Regions from separate parts of the Homo sapiens genome. Here regions 2 and 3 are each linked to region 1. Evidence: chromatin loops called from intact Hi-C (ENCODE). Cell type or tissue: IMR-90. All regions are shown on one strand.

What was found. Hi-C counts contacts between places; a loop is a spot of excess contacts. Peaks named below come from ENCODE experiments on the same cell type or tissue, not always from the same donor. Only the 100,000 strongest peaks of a DNase experiment are listed, where the experiment ranks them.
Region 2: a loop joins it to region 1, with 9 times the contacts of the local background. A loop is called at or near these places in 106 of 110 quality-filtered maps.
Region 3: a loop joins it to region 1, with 6 times the contacts of the local background. A loop is called at or near these places in 37 of 110 quality-filtered maps.

The regions. Positions count from the first base shown.
Region 1 is chr1:95,039,804-95,047,803 of GRCh38, forward strand. All of the region lies in intron 2 of ALG14 (ALG14 UDP-N-acetylglucosaminyltransferase subunit), which reads right to left. Among named protein-coding and RNA genes, the nearest start is that of ALG14-AS1, 18 kb to the right of the region's middle. RefSeq lists enhancers at 3,365-3,973, 3,974-4,582. In IMR-90, CTCF peaks have their summits at 1,966 and 3,783 (motif pointing left); DNase peaks (open chromatin) are centred at 1,948 and 3,768; H3K27ac peaks cover 205 bases.
Region 2 is chr1:94,850,048-94,858,047 of GRCh38, forward strand. SLC44A3 (solute carrier family 44 member 3) reads left to right here. Exons shown (of 15, transcript NM_001114106.3): 10 at 7,288-7,453. Among named protein-coding and RNA genes, the nearest start is that of SLC44A3, 34 kb to the left of the region's middle. In IMR-90, CTCF peaks have their summits at 2,893 (motif pointing right) and 4,527 (motif pointing right); DNase peaks (open chromatin) are centred at 4,554 and 5,054; H3K4me3 peaks cover 621 bases; H3K27ac peaks cover 188 bases.
Region 3 is chr1:94,524,423-94,532,422 of GRCh38, forward strand. It overlaps F3 (coagulation factor III, tissue factor), which reads right to left. Exons shown (of 6, transcript NM_001993.5): 5 at 7,899-8,000; 6 at 4,751-6,174. The coding sequence ends at 6,038. Among named protein-coding and RNA genes, the nearest start is that of F3, 13 kb to the right of the region's middle. In IMR-90, a CTCF peak has its summit at 3,100 (motif pointing right); DNase peaks (open chromatin) are centred at 1,889 and 3,239; H3K27ac peaks cover 152 bases.

The DNA.
Region 1 (8,000 bases):
GCTGACAGGCCCTGGAGAAACACAGCCTGGAGCAGAAGCCTCGCTTGACGTTGACAAGTCAGACTTGAAAGCCAGGTGTGAGATCTCTGCCGGGTGCAGTGACTCACGCCTGTAATCTCAACACTTTGGGAGGCCGAGGTGGGCGGATCACTTGACCTCAGGAGTTCAAGACCAGGCTGGGCAACACGGCAAAACCCTATCTCTACAAAAAATACAATATTAGCCAGGTGTGGTGGCTCGCACCTGTGGTCCCAACTACTGGGGAGGTTGAGGTGGGTGGATAGCTTAAGCCTGGGAGGAAGAGGTTGTAGTGAGCCAAGATTGAACCACTGCACTCCAGCCTGGGTGACAGAGTGAGACCCTGTCTCAAAATAAATAAATAAATAAATAAATAAATAAATAAATAAGATTCCTAATCTCAGCCAGGCCTCCTTATTTCACAGTAGAAGACTAAGGCCCAGAGGGGTTGATTCACACAAGGTGACAGAGCTGGTTATTAGCAGGACCCACAGCTCCCTTACTCATATGTTGCTTCATGACATTTCATAAGCACCATAAAGTGAGCATCTACCAGGTATTTGAAGGACAAGGGAGTATCCCTCGGCACCCATTGTTTCCCTTTTACTTCCTTGCCATGCTCACCTGCTTGGTCAAACCTGACTAAAACTGTAAGTACATCTCTAGTCACAGCCTGGCCACATGCAGAGCTTAGAATTATGCTGTCCGTGGTGTGACTGCAACTACCAGAATTATTTCCTTGGGCCTAAAGGCTGGAAGGATCTAACAGCCTCCATTTGTACAAAAGGAAGGACGTAGGGAATTCCAAAACAGGCCATGTCCTGATTTTATAACAGCACAAAATAAATTGTATGTTTGTACTCAAAGGTATAGATTTTTTTTTTAATTGTGCTATTTATGTTTTTAAAACCAAACATTGGTGATTAGAATGCCATAAATTTGCTTTGAAATGGAGAAACAACAGTACTATATTATAAAATGTTACTGCTCTTCATGTTGTAAGAATCCCATACAATACAAATTTAACTGGCACTGGGAAATTGGTTAAATTACCACAAGGTTGAAATAACGGCACTATGTTATTCACAGCTATTTTAATTTCATCTGTTCAGAACATGATTTAAAGAAAGTTTAACCTGACTGGCTTTAGGTCTAGAGATAGAGGAAGGAATAATTGAGATTTGGGGAGGAATTTAAGAGATTAAGCTGTTTAAAATACTTTAAAAGCATGTATATATCTACCTGATATACTATTTCAAAAATAAGAATCTATTCACTGAAATGGCCACATCAGAATCTCTATTTGCAGTAAATTACAAATATTTTCTTATTCAAATATTTTGCTCATTTAGACCGGCCTCCTTTCAAATTAGAGATTTTTTTTTACCTTTACCTATAATTCAGTAAGTTAAGGTCCATATGAATGAGGAAAAGTGCACATATACATTATACACACTCAAAACCATAACTATGTTAAGCCACCAGTTGTAATATACATTACAGTTGACAAACTTAAATAAAACCCCACAGTTTAAACTATACAGTTACAAACATTTCTTTCAGAACTGATTGGGAGGCCAAGGCAGAAGGAGACTAGCGTAGGCAACACAGCAAGACCCCATCTTTACAAAAACAAAAATTAAAAAATTAGCTGGGTGTGATGGGCCTTACCTGTAGTTCCAGTTACTTGGGAGGCTGAGGCAGGACTGCTTGAGCCCAGGAATTCAAAGATGCAGTGAGCTATGATTGCACCACTGCACCCCAGCCTGGGCAGACAGTGAGACCCCGTCTCTTTAAAAAAAAAAAAAAAGAAAGAAAGAAAAAAAAAGAAAGGGAAAAAAGAACTGCTTAGGAACTGTGGAAAGTAACAACAAATACACTCAATGTAGACATCTCAGCAAGCTGTACACAGTCTCAGTCCACTGTGCGAAGTTAGCACCCCACCTTGTGGAAAACAGTAGGTGGTGTTCAGTGGAAGAATGTCATGTTAATTTTAGAAGAGCTGGTTGATAAATCCTGCAACCACCAAACTGCCACTGATTCTTATATAAACAGAAAATGCAAAACCAAAAAAAGAATGCAAACCAAAAGAATCCCTATTTATTACACTAGCAGCAAAACTTTTGTACTTCCAAAATAAAAGGATATGAGCCTCAAAATATTGGTGCTTGTGGTATGTGTTTGGATTATTTCTGTAGAAAATATTTATTTAGATATTTATAAAAAAATAAATATTTCATATTAGTAGGTTTTTACTCCCACTGGGGCTTGTATCTCTTCTTAGTTTTGTTTCTAAAAAATAGCTGTTTTCTAATTGTAACTTTAGAAAATACAGAAAAATATTCAAAGACAAAACCAAAAATCAACCAATATCTCCCTACTCTTTTGAAGAAGCCCCCACCCCAACACTCTATCTCACAGAGATCTCTCCCTCCTCTGCATTCAAAGCACTCATTGTCCTTTGCTTATCTTTGATTTAAACATACACACACACACACACACACACATACACACAGTTTGAAAGTTCTTCTGGTCTTCTCAGTTTCGTCAGACTCTTCGCGTTATTTATCATTCCTGTTACTTTCTTGGCACCATGTCTTCTGGAGTTCTCTGTCACTTTGCTCTGTTCCCAACTGTTTGTTCTCTAGGACCACCTATGAAGTCTTCACACTGGAACTCCCTTCACTGCTGTCCTGAGAATTCCCTTCCCTTCTCTCCTGGACTGAGGCCCAGATCCCTGGAACTGAGTCTCCCTTTTGGGTGCCCCTTGTTTTGGTGGGGCACACCCTCTGTGGGAGGGTACATGAGGAATCCATTTGAGACACTGCTCCACTGTACTTCTGAAACCTCAAATGTGATTCCTTTTCTTGTTCTTTCTGGAAGTTTTTAGTATCTTCTCTTCATCGTTAGTTCTGAAACTGTACATGACGTGTCTTGTGACTACACTTTCACTGGACTCAGGATAGTCCTTTTATTTTAAAAGTCGGGTCCTTCTGTTTTGGAAATTTCCCTGGGTCATAATTTTGTTTCATTTTGAACTTTTCCCATTTCCTTGTTCCTTCTGAATAATGGACTTGCAACATCCAGTTTGGTTGTCTAATTTTCTTGCCTTTCTCTACTGTTTTTTACGTTTTCCTTATGCTTTTAATCTTTTTCTTGAGTTCTTCAATGTGATCTTCCAATCTTTCATTGAATTTTTATTGCTGAAATCAAAATTTTAATAGCCAAGGGGTTTTTTTTGTTCTTAGTTTTTTAAAAAATAGGTCTCATTCTTGTTTTAATGAAATAATGCCCTCTCATTTCTTCGAACATAATTGTTTTCGTTTAAACTCCCCACTGCCACTGAAATGCCCTTTTCTCTAGTTCCTTTCGTTAGTTTTCTCTTTAGAGGCTTTCCTCAAATGTCTGATATTCTGTAGATGTTGATTCAACTACTGATTCTCAAGGGCGATGGGAGGGGAGGCCCCCCATACACACGTTATAAGGTCTGGAGACATTTTGGGTTGCCATAACTGGTGGTGGGGGTTGGGGGAGCACTCTTGGCATCTGGTGGATAAAGGCCAGGGATGCTGCTAACATCCTGTAACACACAGGACATTCCCCTACAATGAAGATTTGTCTGTCCCAAAATGTCAATAGTGACGAGGATGAGAAGCCCTACTTCACATTAAAGAATGAGGCATTAAAAGGCCGACTGCAGGCTCTATGTTCAGCTCTCTACCGCCTCTACTGAGAACTAGTGCAGGTCAGCGGCTAAATGATCAGCAGTGCACTGCCACCTGGTGGCAGGATGAGGGAGTGACATTGCAGAGGAAAGAAAATATAAGTCCTTCAACACTTGGAGGGGCCCGCCTGGTCCATTTCTGAAGCTTCAAGGACCTTTTAGGGGAAGGAGAGGAAAGAGGAAGGTAGAGAGGAGAAGGAAAAGAAGTAGAAGGAAAGGAGAAGGAGCGAGGAGGGGGAGAGAGGAGAGAGAAAGAGAGGGTTGAAGAGAGAGGAGAGGAAGAAGAGAGAGAAGGAGGGGAGAGGGAGAAGGGAATGAGGGAGGAAGGGAGACAGGGAAGGAGGGAGAGAGAGTGCACAAGTGTGTAGAGTTTAGGAAACGGTTTTGAATCTGTGCAAAGTGGTTCTGGGAAGTCCCTCTAAATCCCAGGGAGTTTCCAGGTTCCTCTAGGCAACACTTTAAAGACCCTTGGAGATCGGGATGCTCCCCTTTCAGACATCCCAGGGTTGGTGATGGCAATCCCATTCTTACAATTGCTCAGAACAGCTTTGTAGTCATGTTTGATTCCTCTGTTTTCTGCCATGAAATTCTGTTAACTCCACTTTCAAAAACATCCAGAATCCAACTATTTTCCCTTACTCCTGGCCCTCCTGATGCAAGCCACATTATCTCTTGCTGGGATTTCTGCAACAACCTCCTAACTGATTTCCTTGGTTTTGCTTTTGGTGTATTTGTAACACAGCCACACGAGTGACCTGTGTAAAACAGTATGATTGTGTCACTCCTCCAAGCAAAACTTTCCAACAGGTCTCTATTTTCCTCAGATTAAGAGAGGAAGTTTTTAAAAGGGCTTACAAGGTCCTAAATTATCTGGTCTTTGCCCACTCCTCCCATCTCCTCTTCAGTGTCTCTCCTTCCACTCACTCTCCTCCAGGGACCAGGATTACCTGCTATTGCACCAACATCCAGGAATATTCCTCTCTATGGCTTTTCCAGAGACTTTTCCCTCTGCTTGAAACACTCTTCTCTCAGGAGTCCCCATCGCCTTCAAGGTCCTAAGAGCAATCACAACTTTTCCACCCCATCAAAATTCCCAGTTCCCCATCCCTGTGCAATCTGCCCCCACAGCACTGATCACCTTCTAACAGACTTTACTATTTTCTTCTTCACTATGTCTGGTATTACTGTCTTCTCATCCAGGTCAAGTGGAGTGAGCTCCATGATGGCAGACATTTTTTTGTGTTTTTTGTTCACTTGTGTATCCCAACTATCTATAATATTGCCTGGCAAATGGAAAGCAAATATTTATTGCTGAATAAACAAAGTATTTTTTTTTTAAAAAAAGCATTAGGATTCTGACACCTACTGCATTATAAATTTGGGAAAACTGAAAATCTTTGTTAAGTTTTTAAACATCAGGAACATGCTTCTGTATTTATTTTTACCATATTTAATGTCTCAATAAGATTTCACTATTGGGCCCATATTGATCATTTCCTTTTATTCAAGCTCCTTTCCCAGTGTTTAATATTTTAGGTCTCTTTCTTCATTATTTTTCTAACAGTTAAAGCTAGCATATAAGGAAGTGATTGAGTTTTGCATATTTGGCTTGAATCTGATACTTTTCTGAACTTGTATTACTTGATAGTCTTTTGTTGATTTTGTTTCTAGATATAATTATTTATAGCATATATTACTTTATTTCTTCTTTTTCAATGTTTATACCTCTTATTTCGACTTAGGTGGAGGGCCAAAACAAAACACAGTATGACTAATGGCAGATACTCTTCTTTTGGTTCTGATTTTAGAGAGAAAGAATGTAATGGACATTGGCTTTTGGCTCCAAGTATACTTTTTCATTTTAAGGAAACCATTGACAATGTTGGAATAATAGGTTATTTGTGCAAAGCAGTGTTTTAGGAAGCTAAATGTGGACAGCCAGGGATATCAATGTGATTTAAAGAAGACTAGAGTCCAAATCAGTAGTATGTGTAGAGTTTGCATATACATTGCAAATGTACTGCAATGTATACATTGTATTAGTATACTAATTGTATAGTATTAGCATACTGTATTAGTATATTAATAGAATTAGTATAATAGTATACTAACAGAATGGTATACTAATAGAATTAGCATACTATATACTAATAGAATTAGCATACTATATACTAATAGAATTAGCATACTATATACTAATAGAATTAGCATACTATATACTAATAGAATGGCATACTAATAGAATTAGTATACTAATAGAATGGCATACTAATAGAATTAATATACTAATAGAATGGCATACTAATAGAATTAGTATACTAATAGAATGGCATAGTAATAGAATTAATATACTAATAGAATGGTATACTAATAATTAGTATACTAATAGAATAGTATACTAATAATTAGTATACTAATAGAATAGTATACTAATAGAATTAGTATTATATTATTATACTAATTAGTATTATATTATTATACTAATTCTATTAGTATATACTCAGTATACTCAGTATTGCTGGCTTGAGTAAATTATTGAAAAATATGAATAGAGGGCATAGTGGCCACAACAAAAATAGTTTGGAATATCTATTACACTGGTTTCTACACCATATATTTATACTCCTAACTTCTAGGTGTACTTCAGAATAGGAATTCAATCAACAATCTAGCACAGGAGTCTCCAACCATCAGGCTGTGAATCAGTAGCAGTCTGTGGCCTGTTAGGAACCGGGCTGCACGGCAGCAGGTGAGTGGCAGGTGAGCCAGCATTACCACCTGAGCTCTGCCTCCTATCAGATCAGCAGCAGCATCAGATTCTCTTAGAAGTGCGAACCCTATTGTGAACTGTGCATGCAAGGGATCTAGGCTGTGCACTCCTTAAGAGAATCTAACTAACGCCTGATGATCTGAGGTGAAACAGTTTCATCCTGAAACCATCCTCCACCATCTGTGGAAAAACCGTCTTCCATGAACCTGGTCCCTGGTGCCAAAAAGGTTGAGGACTGCTGATCTAGCAGAATGCTAGAGTGGGCAAGGGTTGACAAGCCCTTTAATGTCAGCAAGTTATTTAATTTGGGCTTCTTTATTTCCCATATTTATTGCAGTAAAATTGGAAAGTTATAAAAGTGCTTGCAGAATGTGTATAAAATGTACTTTTTAAAATAACTTACAGAATAAAATAATACTACAGCATTTAGTGAAAAACTGAAAATGATAGGAAATGGTATAACAATACTATAGTTTACAATCATTTTAAAGTAAAAAGCAGTCTAGGCGCAGTGGCTTACGCCTGTAATCTCAACACTTTGGGAGGCTGAGGTGGGTGGATAGCTTGAGCCCAGAAGTTCGAGACCAGCCTGGGCAACCTGAGATTGCTGCACTGCACTCCAGCCTGGGCGACAGAGTGAAACCCTGTCTCACAAAAAAACATAACATAACATAACATAACATAACATAACATAACATAACATAACATAACATAACATAACGACATGCCTGTATGAACCAACATGGAAAGTTATCAAGGTACAGAATTAAATTTTTTTTAAAAGTTGCAGACAATATATAGGATGTGATTTATAAACTAGCCATAACCTGCTCCTTCCAAAAAACACCCAACACTGTCTCTAGGGTTATATGTATGTGTGTATATATAATTCATACTTTGTTATATGTATACATGTAACAGAAGGGGAAAAAAAGCACTGGCAGGATATAACTCAAACTGGTACAGTGGTTACTTCTAGAGAGTGGAACTGGGATAGTGACAGGAAACTTTCACTGTTTACTTTGTATATTTATTTATTTTTTTTTAGATGGAGTTTCGCTCTTGTCACCCAGGTTGGAGTGCAGTGGCGTGATCTCGGCTCACTGCAACCTCTGCCTCCTGGTTCAAGTGATTCTCCTGGCCTCAGCCTCCCAAGTAACTGGGATTACAGGCGCCCACCACCACGCCCAGCTAATTTTTGTATTTTTGGTAGACACGGGGTTTCACCATGTTGGCCAGGCTGGTTTTGAACTCCTGACCTCAGCTGATCTGCCCGCCTTGGCCTCCCAAAGTGCTGGGATTACAGGTGTGAGCCACAGTGCCTGGCCTGTTTTTTTGCATATTTCTGTATTGTCCAAAGTTTTAAAATTAAGAAACCAACAGGCCAGGCATGGTGAGTCACGCCTGTAATCCCAGAGCTTCGGGAAGCTCAGGTAGGAGAATTGCTTGAGACCAGGAGTTCAAGACCAGCCTGGGCAACATAGCAAG
Region 2 (8,000 bases), 190 kb before region 1:
TGTCAGATGGTTGAATGAATACTATTTTTTACTGCATTAAAAAAAATAGGAGTGAACTTGGGTTGATCATTTTTGCCCAGATGGGCTATTTTTCTAATGACTGTTAATCATTCTTTTGACTAGTTGACAAATTCTGACTTGTTTGGGGATTTTTTTTCAGCAGGTCATATCAAGCCCCCATCTTGCACCACCCAACAATGACATTTAGTAGTCCATTGGGATTTGTCTGGTACCAGCAATAAGACAGTAATTACTAAAATCCAATAGGAAAAAGTGAAAACTGTGGTAACCTTGGTAATCTGGTAGGTTGGAAAGAGCTCAGATGACCTGGTCACCTCCAGTGTTCATTAAGGTGGTCTGGAAGCTCCAGAGTCTGTACAATAGAAGAGAACCATATTGGATTTTGGCAGGGAGTGGACTTCCCGCGAGGTCTGTGCTGCAGTTAGAAGATTTAATCACAGGACTGCACACAGCATACACCGTGTACTTGGGATACACAAAGGGGTGAGCTTGGAAAGGAGGCAGCAGGGTCAGACAGAGAGTTTTCCATAGGTTTCCCATCAAATGACCTGGAACCCAGGCTGGCTCTGCCTCTGCTTCCTTTTTGCCATTTTTGCAATGGAAAACTGATGTAAGGTTGCCTCACAAGGATGTTAGGAGGCTGAGATGAGACAAGAGCTTTGCTTTGCAAATAAGGGACCATATGTATTTTTTATGTTAGGAATTAATGTTGACCAAGGAACATCTAGTACCTTCAGCTCTGTAGTTTATTCTTTGCTTTCTCTGGCACATTCAATAACACAATTTAGAAGAAAATTGTCTTTTTTTTAAGTTTTCAGAGATCTAGAAGATAATTGAAGTTATTTTGCAAAAGCCTGCTAGTGGCCCAGTCTTGTTCTAGGAAAAGAGTAAAGGGAGGTTGCACGGGAGAGAGTTGAAACAGCTCCTGCATTTCAGAAGTTCCTGGTCCCTTTGGGAAGGTGCAAAGGAAAGCAGTCTCCATGCACATCCCCATACCTTTGCTCCTGCTGGGATCTTCCTCTAGAATCCCCTCCCCTGCCCAACTCTCACCCCAACTCTCCCCCTAAACTGCTTCCCCAAACTAGTCATTCTTCAAGATTGGTTTGAGTATTATTATTCTTGGAAAATCTCCTATAAATTTCTCAGCCATACTTAGATATTTCTCCTCCATTTTTTTCCTTGCATATTTTATATTCTTCATTCTTTCAACAACTATTTATCTCATGCCTGCCCTGTCAGCCCTGGAGTCACACTACATGCCCTGGGTACTTGAGATACAGCAGTGAACAAGACAGCAGTTCTGCTCTCCAGGCCTGACATTCTACTGGGTGGGCATAGAGGCAGTGAATAAGGAAATATGCATCCCTTAGTGATAAATGCTATGAACAATAAAGCAAGATGTATTGTCATCCCACAAGAGGAAGAACACGTGAGGGCCAGGACCATGCCTTTTTCTTTCTGTGTCTCTTAGCTCAGTTCCCTACCTGAATGGATTCAGTTAGGGGTGCTGACCCAGGGAATAACATCACATCAGTGTCATGGTTGTGAAATGAGATGGATACATGAAGAACTCATATATTGCAGGCTGCCTGTCAATGAGATTTTCCTCTCTTTTTTCCTAATCCTCATGCTGCCAGAGCCGAAGCTGAAGCCAGTGGGAGACACAGGCAGGATGAATGTCAGCAGGCTGGGGCTGGCAGGACTCTTGGGCCAGTTTGCTGGACAAGGCCAAGTGCACAGAATGTGCTGGAAAGTAGAACCCCTCCAAATTAGGCCTGCTTCCCTTGGGGAATTATCCTGACCAGCTGGACTGCCTTCCATAAGGAACTGCCATCTATAACAATCATTATATCACCTTAGTCTTTTGAAATGCTTTAAAGCTTGCTAATAATATCCAGACTTACAGCTAACTGCACTATGAATATCTTTCAGATTATTTTGATGCTCTCAAGGAAGATCTCTAGAAAATTGTCTCCAAATCTCTTTAATAGAATATATTACTTGAGGAAGATATATCCATTCATTCATTCAATCAACAAATATTTATTGAATATTTACTGTGTGTCAGACCCTATTAAAAATGCTGGAGATACAGCTTTTCTTCCAATTTGGAGGGTAGAAGGAGACAGGCTTTAAATAAAGTAAGTCAGTCAATGTTATAGTACTTTAAAAGTTGATAAGTGGCATGGAGAAAAATTAAGCAGAAAGGACAAATAGGAAATGCATGAGGGGGCAGGGTGTCATTTTAAATTTGACGATCAGGGGTGCCTCACTGAGAAGGTGATGATGCAGAAAGATTTGAAGTAGGTGAGTGCAGAGCCATAAGACCATCTAAAGCAAGGGGAAACATCCCAGGCACAGAGGCTGGCAAGAGGCTGGAGTTCTAGGGCACAGCAAGGGAAGCCTATTCAGCGAGAGTGGAGTGGGCGAGGGAGAGCTTGGTTCAGAGGGGAGTCAGGGTGCACACAGTCAGATCCTGGGGCCTTTCTGGCCTTTGTAGGAACTTTGGCTTCTAACCTGAATTGGGAAGAAGTCTTTACAGGATTTTAAGCAGAATAAAATCTTGACCTGACTACATTTTAATAGCAGTGATTCAGTAAGAAGAGGATGGTGGCTTGGAATAGGTCATAATGTTGGAAGTGGCATGACATATTAGATTCTGCATCTATTTTGAAGGTAGAGCAAATTGGATTTTCTGGTTACATGAAAGAAAGAGGAGTTGGAGAAGACTCTGAGGGATTTTGGCCTGAGCAACTGGAAGATAACTTTGCCATAAACTGATATATGGGGCAAGAATTTGAGTATAGCATTTTAGGGGTAGATCAGAAATTAATTTTTAGTTGCTTTAATTGAAATGTCTTTTAGACCACCAGATGGAGATGTCAAGTAGGCAGTTAGCTATCTGAGTCTGAAGTTAGTGGAGGAGGTCCTGGCTGGGATTCACATTTAGGAACTTGGGAACATATTAATAGTATTTAAAACCATGAGATTAGAATGAATGTAGATAGAGAAGGGAAGAAATCCAAGGACTGTGCTTTGAGGCACTTCAGGATGCCCGGGAGATGAGGGAGAACAAACAGAGAAGACTGAAAGGGAGTGACCAGTGGGTCGAAGGAGAAGGGGTGGAGTGTGGGGCCCTGGAATGCAGGTGAAGGGTTTCACAGAGATGTGCGCGGTCCAGTGTGGCAAGTGCTGCCGCTAAAGGAAGAACTGAGGATTGACCACTGAATAATCATGATTGGAGTAGGTGAAGAGAAAGTGGGAGGAAAAGAATTGGAAAGAGTAAGTATAGACAATCTTGAGGAATTTCACTGTTAAAAGGAACAGAAATGGAGAGGAAGCTGGAAGAGGAAAGAGTCCACAGTAGATTTTTCTTAAAGATGGGAGATAGTTGCGAATGATTCAATAGAGAGAAAGATTTTGATGAAGAGGGTGAAAATTATTGAAGAGTTATGTTCACACAGGTTAGAAAGAATGGGATCTGGTGAAGTGTGGCCATAGGATCATGGGCCATTTATTAATATCATGTTCTGGGAGAGGACTCAGATTATGGACCCGTGTTGATAGCAGGTTAGGTGTGAGGTGGTCAGCACTAGCAGAGGTTTTCTGATTGCATCAGTTTTCTCAGTGAAACAGGAGGTAAGATCATGGGCTGAGAGTGAGGATGGGAAGGAAGCTCTTGAAGGTTGAAGGGGGAATTTATAAAACAGTTGGGCAGAAGAAGGGGAAACAAATGGACCAATATGGGAGCATGTAAGTTTCTGATAGTAACTCAGATGGTATCCTCTCTCTGATTTTTTTTTTTTTTGCCTCATTTATTGTTCCGCCTAATAGCTGAGGTCCAGCATAATACCAGCATGGAGTAGATGCTCAATAAATGTTTAAGTTAATTTCAGAATTGGAATTCTATCTACCTATATCTCATTTATAGCTAACCCTGTGTGGCACTCACTGTAGCTGACCCTATTGCACTTACTATTCTAAGAGCCTTACCTGTTTATTATACTTAACTCATAACAGCTATGTGTATTGCACTAAAAGCCACAAGACAGGACGAGATCACCAAGGGTGTGAGAAGTAGGTATTACCATTCTCCGATTTCAAGTGATGAAGCAGATTTCAAAAAAAGTCCCACTATTTGCAGGAGGTTGCTTAGGGGACAGTGCAGAGATGTGACTCTCAGCCTGTGTGACTCTCAAGCCCAAGCCAGTAATCACTGTCCCAAGTTCATCTTGCCTACTCTCTTCTTCACCATCAGAGAGCTGTGGCCCACATTGTTTGTCACACATTTCAAAGCTGAGCCTGGAACCAAGCCTTCTCACAATTCAGTGCTCTTCCCACCACCATCCCCTGAGATCTGTCATATCTTGGGATCTACCCATAGTCTACCTCCCATTAACACCCATTAGCTACCCATGATAGTAGCTGTAGTGCCCAGTCCATAGAGACAAAGCAACTGTCATGTGATGAGGGGATCTTGCCTGCATTCACACAGCCATCCAGGAGAGGGCAGTCATGTGTGCCTAAGCACGTCTACCCCACCCACAGGCTCTGCAACCGCAGACTCCGAGCTAGATCCAACCTGTTTCCCGGCTTTCGCCCTGAAGCCAGAGCGCCCCTGAACGTTTGTCTAAACCAATGGTTCTCAAGCCCCCCGCGCCCCCCGGTGACTTTTTGCCCCTGATATGGCATTTGGCAATGTGTGGACACATTTTTGGGTTGTCGTGGCTGTGGGAGGGGAGGGAGAGCTTCCTGGCATCTGTGTAGAGAGGCGAGGCTTGTTGCTAACACCCTCCAGTGCGCAGGACAGCCCCAGCCCCAGCCCCAGCCCCAGCGAAGATCTGGTCCACAATGTCGGTGAGAAACCCTGCCCTAAAGGAAAGTCCTAAACAGCCCCAGGAACAAATAGAAGATGGCTTTGATAAGGATGTTCAGAAACAATAGTGATCACTCAAAAATAACTTGCAGGTTCTGCTTCTTTGGGGAGTGCCAAATGCCATTCTTTGGGGGAATGCCAAATAATGTCTAAGCGGATCTTGACTCATCACTTCAGCTGCTCCCACCGCTGACTGTGCCAGGTTGGGAGGTGTGCGTATATGTGCACTTGACAGCACAGGGCAGCTGAGAGGAGAGTCTGGCCCCCATTAGCGTCCAGGTCCTGTAGGACATACTTACCTTTGTCTGTCTGAAGAAATCATCCTTCCTGTTCTGTGGAAATATTCTCCGCCCGCAAACTATTCGTGATATTGTAAACCTAGTTTTGCAAAAGCATAATCTGTCGCTGATACTGCTGGGCCTTGTAGGAGGAGCAGGTACTTCTTCCCTGGCTCAGAGCACTTCTCATATTCCAGAGTGGTTCTCAGAGTCCACTGACCTCATCTACCTAACAGGCATTCTGTTTGGGAGGGGCCACCTCCTCTGGAATTGGGAATGTTTCCTGAAGCATGCCCTGAATCACCCCATCTTAGAAAACCATAGGCATTTATCCATGCCTTACCCAAAACAGAGATTGCCTCCAAGCCAAAGTGAGCCCAGCATTCATAAAACATTAACCTCTCTATAAATCAAGCTGTTCCACTGTTTCTTACAATGTAATTCTTGTTCAGCAGAACATAGAGCTTGGGAATTAAGATCAGCCTTAGTCAGTGGAATCAGTTTTTGATCTACAGCACGGATATCCTCCCCTTTCCTTCACACAGACCCTACTGTGAATATCTAAGGACTCCTGAATGACGAGCCTAAAGTCAATTTATAGCTATGGCAGGAAATATGAAACAATCTCTAAATGTTCTTCAAGCTATAGGTTTCACCAAAGACCAGAGCATGCATCTTCTTCCCAGTAGTAGTTGTTTTAAAATCCATAGTGGGAAAAGATCTAGAAATCATATGCAGCCACAAAGCTGGGATTTGGATTTACCAGTGAATTTACCAGTGGATTTACCAGCAGAGTAAATTTGGATTTACCAGTGGATTTACCAGCAGAGCTAATTCAAGGACTTCTTTAGAGGAGAGAAAAGAAAGCAGGGTATAGCCACGTGAATGGCAAAAAGTTGTTACGGTGACCTTGCTGGCCTCAGTTGAAAGTAGTACTGTGCTCCTGAAATTTAATGATAGTAATAAACCATTATCACTTATGGCGCGATATGTCTATGGGTTGGGCACTATACCAAGTACTTTCCAAGTACTCTCACTCCGTGCTCAAAATACCACCAGGAAATAGGTATTCTAGATAAGGAATCTAAAACTCCTCCAGGTATTCCAGATAAGGAATCTAAAACTCCAGGAAGCCAAATAACTTGTCCAGGGTTACCCACAAAGGGGTAAAGCTGGGATCTGAACCTGGGAAGGTTAACACTGAGGCCCAGTAGATATTTTAAATGTGCTAAGAGAGTTTGCTCTTGAAATGAAATCTGAAATAGATCCTTTTGAGATAACAAAGACCCTTGTCTCTTTTATAAAGTTTAAATTTTTGGTGAAGTAGGATTCTATAATGTGATACTAAAAGCTTTGTGTGGTTTCATCAACGTGCTGAGTTTGGTTTGCATCACAAAGTCATATGGTAGGAAAACTACGGATTTTTAGAGTCCCATGTGTTTAGGTTTATATTCTCCTTCTACTAATTTTGAGCTCTGAGACTTTACAAAAGTTACTTGCCTCTTCTTCTTCTTCTTTTTTTTTGGAGACTGGAATCTTGCTCTGTCACCCAGGCTGGAGTGCAGTGGCGTGATCTCGGCTCACTCCTACCCTCGCCTCCCAGGTTCAAGAGATTCTCCTGTCTCAGCCTTCCGAATAGCTGGAACTACAGGTGCCTGCGACCATGCTTGGCTAATTTTTGTATTTTTAGTAGAGGTGGACTTTCACCATGTTGATCAGGCTGGTCTTGAACTCCTGACCTCAGGTGATCCGCCCACCTCAGCCTCCAAAAGTGCTGGGATTACAGGCATGAGCCACCACACCCAGCCTACTTGCCTCTTCTAAACCTCAGTTTTCACATCCACAAAGTGGGATGAGTATTATAGCATATGTCAGGTGTCTTGGAAATTGCCTACCAATGGTCACTGTAATTATCACCGTTGGTGTTATTTAGAAGTTAAATGTGTGTTTTTGATTTTGATTTTTGTATATTTTAAATTATGGTGGGTACTTGATTTTGGCATTTGTTTTATGTAATGCCAAAGGCCAAGCATAAAGAAACATGGCTTGTTGAACCATGGTTCATGCTTAGGAAAACATTGGTGTAAAGCATGTTTGTGTTTGAAACTTTAGGAGCTGCCCAGGTTATGGAAGGCGGCCAAGTGGAATATAAGCCCCTTTCGGGCATTCGGTACATGTGGTCGTACCATTTAATTGGCCTCATCTGGACTAGTGAATTCATCCTTGCGTGCCAGCAAATGACTATAGCTGGGGCAGTGGTTACTTGTTATTTCAACAGGTAGGTCCAGTGTTTTTTTTCTATTGGTTTGTCTATGTGGTTTATCTATGTGCTTCATGTTAATATCTCAAAAGATATTTGGGAATGTTGACCTAGCCCCTTAAAAGAAGTTGGCAAGAATAAAAGAGTAAGCTAAAATTTGGGCTGTATTCTCATTTGGTGGTGAGAAGAAATATTACACCCTAAATCTGTCACATTTCCAACCTTTTTACTTTAAGCTAGAAAATTTAGAAAGAAGACAAACAGAAAAGAGATCATATTGCTTAGACTTGAAAGATAAAAAGGGGCTGCTCTGCCTATGGAGTAGCCTTTTTTTTTTTTTTTTTTTTTTGAGATGGAGTCTTGCTCTGTCATCCAGGCTGGAGTGCAGTGGCGCGATCTTGGCTCACTGCAAGCTCCGCCTCCTGGGTTCGAGCGATTCTTCTGCCTCAGCCTCCCAAGTAGCTGGGACTAAAGGCATGCGCCATCACACTCGGCTGATTTTTGTATTTTTAGTAGAGACAGGGTTTCACCATGTTGGCCAGGATGGTCTTGATCTCTTGACCTC
Region 3 (8,000 bases), 520 kb before region 1:
ACTCTCAGACTTGAAAAGGACTTTCCAAGCTGGAGGGAGAGGTTAGAGGGGAAGTGGAGGGATCTAGAGGGCAGTTACAGTGGTGGCGGGATGTGCACTTGAACACAACTCCAGTGGAAAGGTAGGTAACCCAGAGGGAGTCACCAAATTGCTTTGGATGGTTTCTATCATCTGGTGGAAAGGAAGCCTAAATAAAAAAACCACGTGTTAGAGAAATGAAAAATACTACTATTGTGTCCGTGGACTCTGTTCTTCTATTTGTACCACTATGGGGCCTCGTGTATGGGAAGTCATGAAGTCTCGTGGCTCTGGAGTAGGAAGTTGCACTAAACGGTGAAAGGCTGGACAGGAGGCTCCTGGTGCATGCACTGGCCTGCACTGAGCAGCCTTTTGGTCCTCATCCATTGGGTGCTCTTCTCTGGAAGCCGGTGGGTCTGTAGAAGGAAGGATCATTCCTTCCTTCACATCCACCTCATCTTTGAAGACTTTGTGGATCCCCACAGAAGAATATGGTCATTTCCTCCTTGGACTTTGAGAGAGAGAGAGCTGGTGAAGGAGAGCTGGTGGAAGATTGCTCTAGATCCAGTGTGGGGCCTGGGGTCCCTAATGGTCAGCAGAATGAGAATTGAGTTAGAAATAGAGTCACAGAGTCAGGGAGAGCCAGGGCAAGCTAGAATCTGGGAGCATCCCTGCATTTGTCTCTCGCCACCTCTAACCATGATGACCAAATGGCTGCCACTTCACTTCTCCTGTCCAAATCTTGTGAAAATATCTCTTTCAGTTAACTATAATCTAGAACCATACAGGGACCATAACTCTGGGAAACATAGTTCCGGATTAGCCAAATTGACACATTATAAAATTGCTCATAGAACCCTATGAGCATAGAGTTGACAACAATACCCATTAAAACATAATTTATTACTTGTAAAAGGGTTACTTAGGTGTTGCGAGGAAAATAGACTGTAGGGGAGTAACTGTGGGAACAGGAGGCTAGCCAGGAGGCTATTGCAGTCTTCCAGTGAGACAGGAGAATGGCTTGAAGTAGAGGGAGAGCAGAGGAGGTGACCTTTGGAATTGGGGTGTATTTTAAAGGTAGAGATAGCAGGCTTTGCTGATGGATTGAATGTGGCATGGGAGAAGAAAGATAAGTCAATGATAACACCAAGAAGTTTTGGCCTGAGCCAATGGTGGCTGTTTCTTAAAATGGGAAAGACTAGGGGAAAAACAGGTTTTGGGTTTGGGAGAAATTAAAGATTCTCTTTGCATGTGTTGAGATTAAGATGCCTGTTAGCTATCCAAGGAGAGAGTTTGTGTAAGTATTTGGATCAACAGTGCAGCTCTGGAGTTCAGAAAAGAGGTTGGAGGCTGTGACACGTATTTGGGAGTCATCAGCATCTAGATATTATGGGCATCTGGCATGATAGAGCCATGGACTTGAATATATTACCTAGAGAGTGATTATTGATAGAGAATGGGAGAACTAATGAGAACTAATTATCTTAGTTCAAGCACTAAGTTAATCCAATATTTAGAAGTTGGAAAGAAGATGGTGTCCAAGAGGGAATAGGAAGTTAAGGAGAAAATCCAGATGAGGGATTCCAGGGATCAAAGGAAACTTGTTTTTTATAAGGTAGAAAATAATACAGGATGTTTATCTTCTGCTAGGAATGATCAAATAATACGGGAGAGATTTATACGGCTGGAATGAGGGGATAATTTTAGGGGGCAGTGTCATTAAGTAATTGAAAAGGCATGAAAATGAAATGTTATTTTACACTATAAGTTCACATTCTAGGGACCTTCTCTTTGTGTTTATATTTGATGGTCAGCGCTTATACAACATGATAGGGTGCTTTTGACTGCAAGGAACAGAAAACCTGACTCAGCTCGCTTAAACAATTAGTCAGATAATGTCCAGTGAAAAGTCCATGGGTTGGGACTTTGAGCAAGGCTTGATCTAGCAGCTTGGTGCTGTCACCAAAGACTTCACTTCTTTTTTCTTTTTTTTTAAGCAGTCATCTATAACATGTCTCAAAGAGTGGTTACAAACACATGTGAAACAAATGTGAAATTCAAAGGTCTTGCCAAAGGAATGAAAAGCAAAGACTTCACTTTTTACAATTGCTCTGCACTGCTCTCCAATATGTCAGCTCCATGTAAAGCTGGCTCCCTTTGTGGTCTCAAGACTGCTGCCAGCAGCTCTTGTGGCTACGTCTCTTCACTATGTTCATCAAGAAAGAGCATCCTGCCATTCCCAGAAAAAAGCCTTGATATACACTCCTCTTAGTCTTGGTTAGGTCACATGCCTACCTCTAAACCAATTTTTGCAGCCATGAAGAAGGAATGTGCTGACTGGCAAAGCTGGAATCACCTAGATCACAGTCGAAAAGCAAGGGCTATGGGAAAGGAGAGCATAAGCATTCATTCTAAGTATCTGAACGAAAGTCGGAGGATGTCATAACAGTAATAAACCTTCCAAGCAACTATTGGAGGAAAATCACACAATTAAGTACACATGTCCTAGAACAGGTAAAAAGAGCATTTGGGAACGAGTTTATTCACCATTTGATGAATAGAGATAATTGTTTAAGGGGCAGTTCCTTAGATTATAAGCCATCAGCTGAAATTAAGCTAAAATGTCTTTGGATTTCATGAGTATTAGTTTCTTATATGTAAGCCAAATTCAGTTAATAATTTAAGATTGGAAAAATATCTTTAGAACGCATGAAAGGGCTGGGCATGGTGGCTCACGCCTATAATCTCAGCACTTTGGGAGGCCGAGGTGGGTGGATCACTTGAAGTCAGGAGTTTGCCAACATGGCAAAACCCTATCTCTACTAAAAATACAAAAATTAGCCAGGGATGGTGGCTCACACCTGTAATCCCAGCTACTCAGAAGGCTGAGGCACGAGAATCGCTTGAACCTGGGAGGCAGAGGTTGCAGTGAGCCGAGATCTCACCACTGCACTCCAGCCTGGAGACAAAGCCAGACTGTCTCACAAAACAAAACAAAGAATGCATGATAGTTTGGTTAACTAACAATTAGCTCTATGGGGTACATTACTGGTCAAGTAATGAAGTATAATTTGGTCCACTGGAGGGCAACAGTTTCTGGATTGCAGCCAACAGTCTTTGGTATGGTTTCTGCCCCAGTGTCAATCACAGTGCTGATTTTTAGTATCGGCTGTTAGGTCTCAGCAATTCAGAGGGATGTGGCAAAGTAGGGAGTGGTTAACATTTGCTGTGTGGAAGCTTTCTGATTATTGCAGTTCAGCCTCATTCCAGTCCATAATGAATCCCTTCCTTGTGATCAGCCAGATTCCTCATTAGTACCCAGACCTGTTTTCTATCTGCCAGTATTTTCCTTAGTGGAATAATTCAAATTCCTTAGATAATGAGGCCAAGAAATTACATAATGCTATAATTAATCCTGGCAGGGAAATATCTGGTTAGGCACCTTCTGCTGTAGCTTGTTCTGCCTCCTCATGTAATGCACTAAGCTCTTTGTCCCAGGTAGCCCCATGTGAGCAGGAATTTGAGATAAAGGTTGAAGCACCTTGAGGATGTGCCCCCATGCCAGTTTCTTTTTTGTTGACTCTGCTGCAAATACATCCCTTTTCTCTGTATAACAAAACACTACAACAGTGCAAGATTCAACCTCTCTAGCCTCTGTGTTGATGGCCAAAAAAAAGTAATAATAAACAAAACCAACCAAATAAACCAACCACTGGTCTGTTTTCCATAATTTCTCCAAAATGGCTATCATTTTTATGAGGACATCAAAGGTTTGTTTCAGGCATTCTTCCTTAGGATGTGGTGTTACATAAAACAGTTCATGTTTGGAATTTTATTGACATTGTTCAATTTCTTTGGTGCAAAGGAACAAAACGGACTTAAAATTTATTAACAGCTAGATAGTGAGCTGAGGCTGCTCATCTGAATGCTTGCTCAATTTCTTTGTGGAACCACTTCTGAGTAGGTGTGCCATCTGGATGTTTTTCCTAGATAACAGTGCCCCCTTCCACAGTGGGAAGCAAAAGCAGTCTTGTGGCCCAGTAGGTGCCAAGAACCTTTTTCATCTCTAGTTAGAATCCTCTTTTACTACAGTTGAGAGAATAAGGCTGTTTTGCATTTGAATGGAGAACTACATTCTAGAGATAATAAAGCCAACTCAACTCAGCCATGACTGACTGAGTCCACTGTGCAGTCACCCTCAAGAGCTGTAAACCATGAGCTAGGCCCAGTCCCTGCCCTCCAAGAGCTCTCAATCTAGCTTGCTTTTAATGGACTCTAGAGATCTCATTCCACTTATATCTCTCCCTATCCTATATTGTCCTTTTACCTAATTTTGTTTCAATACAATCATCCCAAGAATGTTTCTTTTTTTCTCATCTCCAATTAGTCAAACTACTGCCAATGGGAAGAAATCTCTCCAAGTCTGCAGTAGAGAGCATTATCTTTTCTCTTCCCTGTAAGACGACATCCCTGCCCCGTCATGTGCCTTGCAGTGACTCCAGTAGACAAAGTATTGTCAGGCTTGGTCACTTGCTTGGGACAGTAGCATGTGAACAGAAGTGACAATGGGCACCTACAGAGCAGAAGTGTAGGAGATGGGCTTAAAGCTTGAAGCTGTGGTTGCCGGTTTCTACCAGTTTTTTGTTTTTCCCTCTGCCCTGATCTAATTAGGGGCTTCTCCATTGGTTTGCATCCTAGAATGAGAAAACATTGAGAAGAAGTGCAGTCAGCCTACAGTCACCAAAATGTATTATAAGCGAAAAAGATACGTTGTTGTAAGCCACTGACAATTTTACAGTCATTTACTGTAGTAGAGCTAATACAAACACCAAATTGTACATAAATAATAAATGGAAGATAGAATAAGTACAACAGTAACAATTCCCAGTCACCTTTATTTAAAGTATATTAAATAAATTATCTCAATATATACAAATAGAACAATATTACCTACATAAATAGAAAATCCCCATATAGAAAACCTTTTTAAAAAATTATATATACAATGTCAACCATAGAAGCTTTAAGTACCTTAAATCATAAACTCTGTAGTTTGTATAGTAGTCTTATAAAAATATAGTTAGCTCTCAAATGTTTAATGCCACTTAAGTCAGTTAAAGTGCAGATTGTAAAGCATATTAGGAAGGTGCCCAGAATACCAATGTCTCCTGCACTTAACACATTAATACAAAGTTTGCCAATTGTTTTGAATTTCCAAATGTATTCCTGAAAAAAAAAAGAACCTAAACACTATATTATAGACATATGTTAGAAAAGTCCTAGAAATGCACCCAATTTCCTTCCATTTTACTTTCCTACATGGATTGAAGTCAGCCCCTCAAAAGCTTTTCGGCTGGGCATGGTGGTTCACGCCCATAATACTAGCACTTTGGGAGGCCAAGGTGGGTGGATCACCTGAGGTCAGGAATTCAAGACCAGCCTGGCCAAGATGGTGAAACCCCATCTCTACTAAAAAATACAAAAATTAGCTTGGCGTGGTAGTGCGCACCTGTAATCCCAGCTACTCGGGAGGCTGAGGCAGACAATTGCTTGAACCCGAGAGACGGAGGGTGCAGTGAGCCGAGATCGTGCTACTGCACTCCAGCCTGGGCAACAGAGCAAGACTCCGTCTCAAAAAAAAAAAAAAAAAAAAAAAAGCTTTTCAAAAGTCCACCCAGGATTTTTTAAGACATTTTCCCATTTGTTTTTGCTTGGACGACCTGGTTACTCCTTGAGTGCGGAATATATAATCTAAAGCATGTTATGTGCAAAAGGTGCCATGGTGTTAAAAATTAAAACTTGGAATTGGTTGTAGTACCATTCGTTACATTTCAAAGTGACTAATGCTGATGTCAAAACCAGAATGCTAATGGTAATAACAGGTCATATCAAGAGTTTTTTGAACTCCAGGGTCTTCATGCTCCGAAATACTCATTTGCGTTTCCATGTATTCTATCCTCTTAAAAGTTCTCGGTCACAGTGCAATATAGCATTTGCAGTAGCTCCAACAGTGCTTCCTTTATGAAACATTCAGTGGGGAGTTCTCCTTCCAGCTCTGCCCCACTCCTGCCTTTCTACACTTGTGTAGAGATATAGCCAGGATGATGACAAGGATGATGACCACAAATACCACAGCTCCAATGATGTAGAATATTTCTGAAAAATAAAGGGCATCTAGTCAACTTGGAGAGCTCAAATCCCATTTATCAGTGGACAAAATTGACGGCATAACCCCAAATTACACCATCCTATTTTTGTGCAATTTGACTTTCTTTCACTCTTTCCACCACACTTACATTAGGAAAGAATTTGTCAAAACCTGAACGTTTCAGAGTAATTGACAATGGCTAAACACATTTAATGGGCATTTAATAAACTGAATAATGCACAGTCCAGAAAAGATATGTAGTTGGAGGTAAGAACAATGGCTGGAAAGAAGTGCCTAAAAACGATGCTGAGATTGATGGCAATGATTATAACGGAAGGTGAACCCTAAGTGCAAAGTGGGAGATCCAAAGTGCTACCAGGATTTGGGTGAAGAAGAGATAGTAACTAGTTGGTGCAGTAGCAAGGCCTTCTGGTGGAAGTGGCGTTTGAAATGCCTCTCCAAGATAGAGAACGGCCAGGGAAGCAGAGAAGTGTGTGTGCACAAAAGGAGAGGCAGTGGAATTAGAGCTAGGCTTTAGGACAATGACTGAAGGCTGTGGGTAGGATGGCTCAGAGGGGTGCAGGACCAGAGGTAAAGAGAAACCTCTCCTGTCAGTGGCAATAAACAGGAGAGAACAGTTTATTTAAAGTGTTTTAAAATGTTCAAATATCATCTTCACATGGAGCTAAGCCATCATTTCTTTTTTCGTTGTTTCTTTTTTTTTTTTTTTTGAGATGGAATCTCGCTCTGTCACCCAGGCTGGAGTACAGTGGTCCAATCTCAGCTCACTTCAGCCTCCGCCTCCCAGGTTCAAGCAATTCTCCTGCCTCAACCTCCTGAGTAGCTGGGACTACAGACACGTGCAACCACACCCAGCTACTTTTTGTATTTTGAGTAGAGATGGGCTTTTACCATGTTGGCCAGGCTGGTCCCAAACTCCTGACCTCAAGTGATTTGCCTGTCTGGGCCTCCCAAAGTGCAGGGACTACAGGCGTGAGCCACCACACCCAGCGTAAGCCATCGTTTATATCCCCTGACTCTTTTCTTCACTGGAAGTACTCAGAATACTTTCCCTGTAAGGCATGGATCGAGACACACAGGCTTGCAGCTTCCTGCAAGAGTCTGAAGGCCCACAGCACTTCCGGTTAGGGACTGTTCCTCGCACAATGGGCCTGAGCTCCCAACATATGCACATGCATGTACACACACGTGTCCGCCATATACACACATGCATGCATGTGGGTATATTTGATATACTCAATCCCTTCCCTTGATGGGTTAGACTCTACAGCCTCTGTGGCAACAGCCCACAGTGGGTACTCACGAATGTCTACTGTGTCCTGCTGCAGCTGGTCCAGAAGCCACCCCCAGAATTAGAATTTAAGCATGAAAAAATGCCCAGGGAAATCTGTGACTTGTTGCTAAATCCTAAACACAGTTTGTGTATCCAGTGCTCAGCAGAGGGCTTAGCACATGACAGGTGCTCAAGAAAACACCTGCTAATACAAGGGCACAATCAACACAGAAACATTTCTAAATGTCCAAAATCTTTTTTGTACCAAAGCAAAATCAAAACCAAAACAAACAAATAACAACAAAAAACCTCCAGGCAGTTTGTTTTCCTGAATATTTAACCAAGGAAGTATATCCCAGCCCTGAGGGTGGAGCTACTCCTCCAGAAGTCACCCACAGCACCCATACCCCCAGGCAAATGGCTGGCAGAGCCACTCACCTCTGAATTCCCCTTTCTCCTGGCCCATACACTCTACCGGGCTGTCTGTACTCTTCCGGTTAACTGTTCGGGAGGGAATCACTGCTTGAACACTGAAACAGT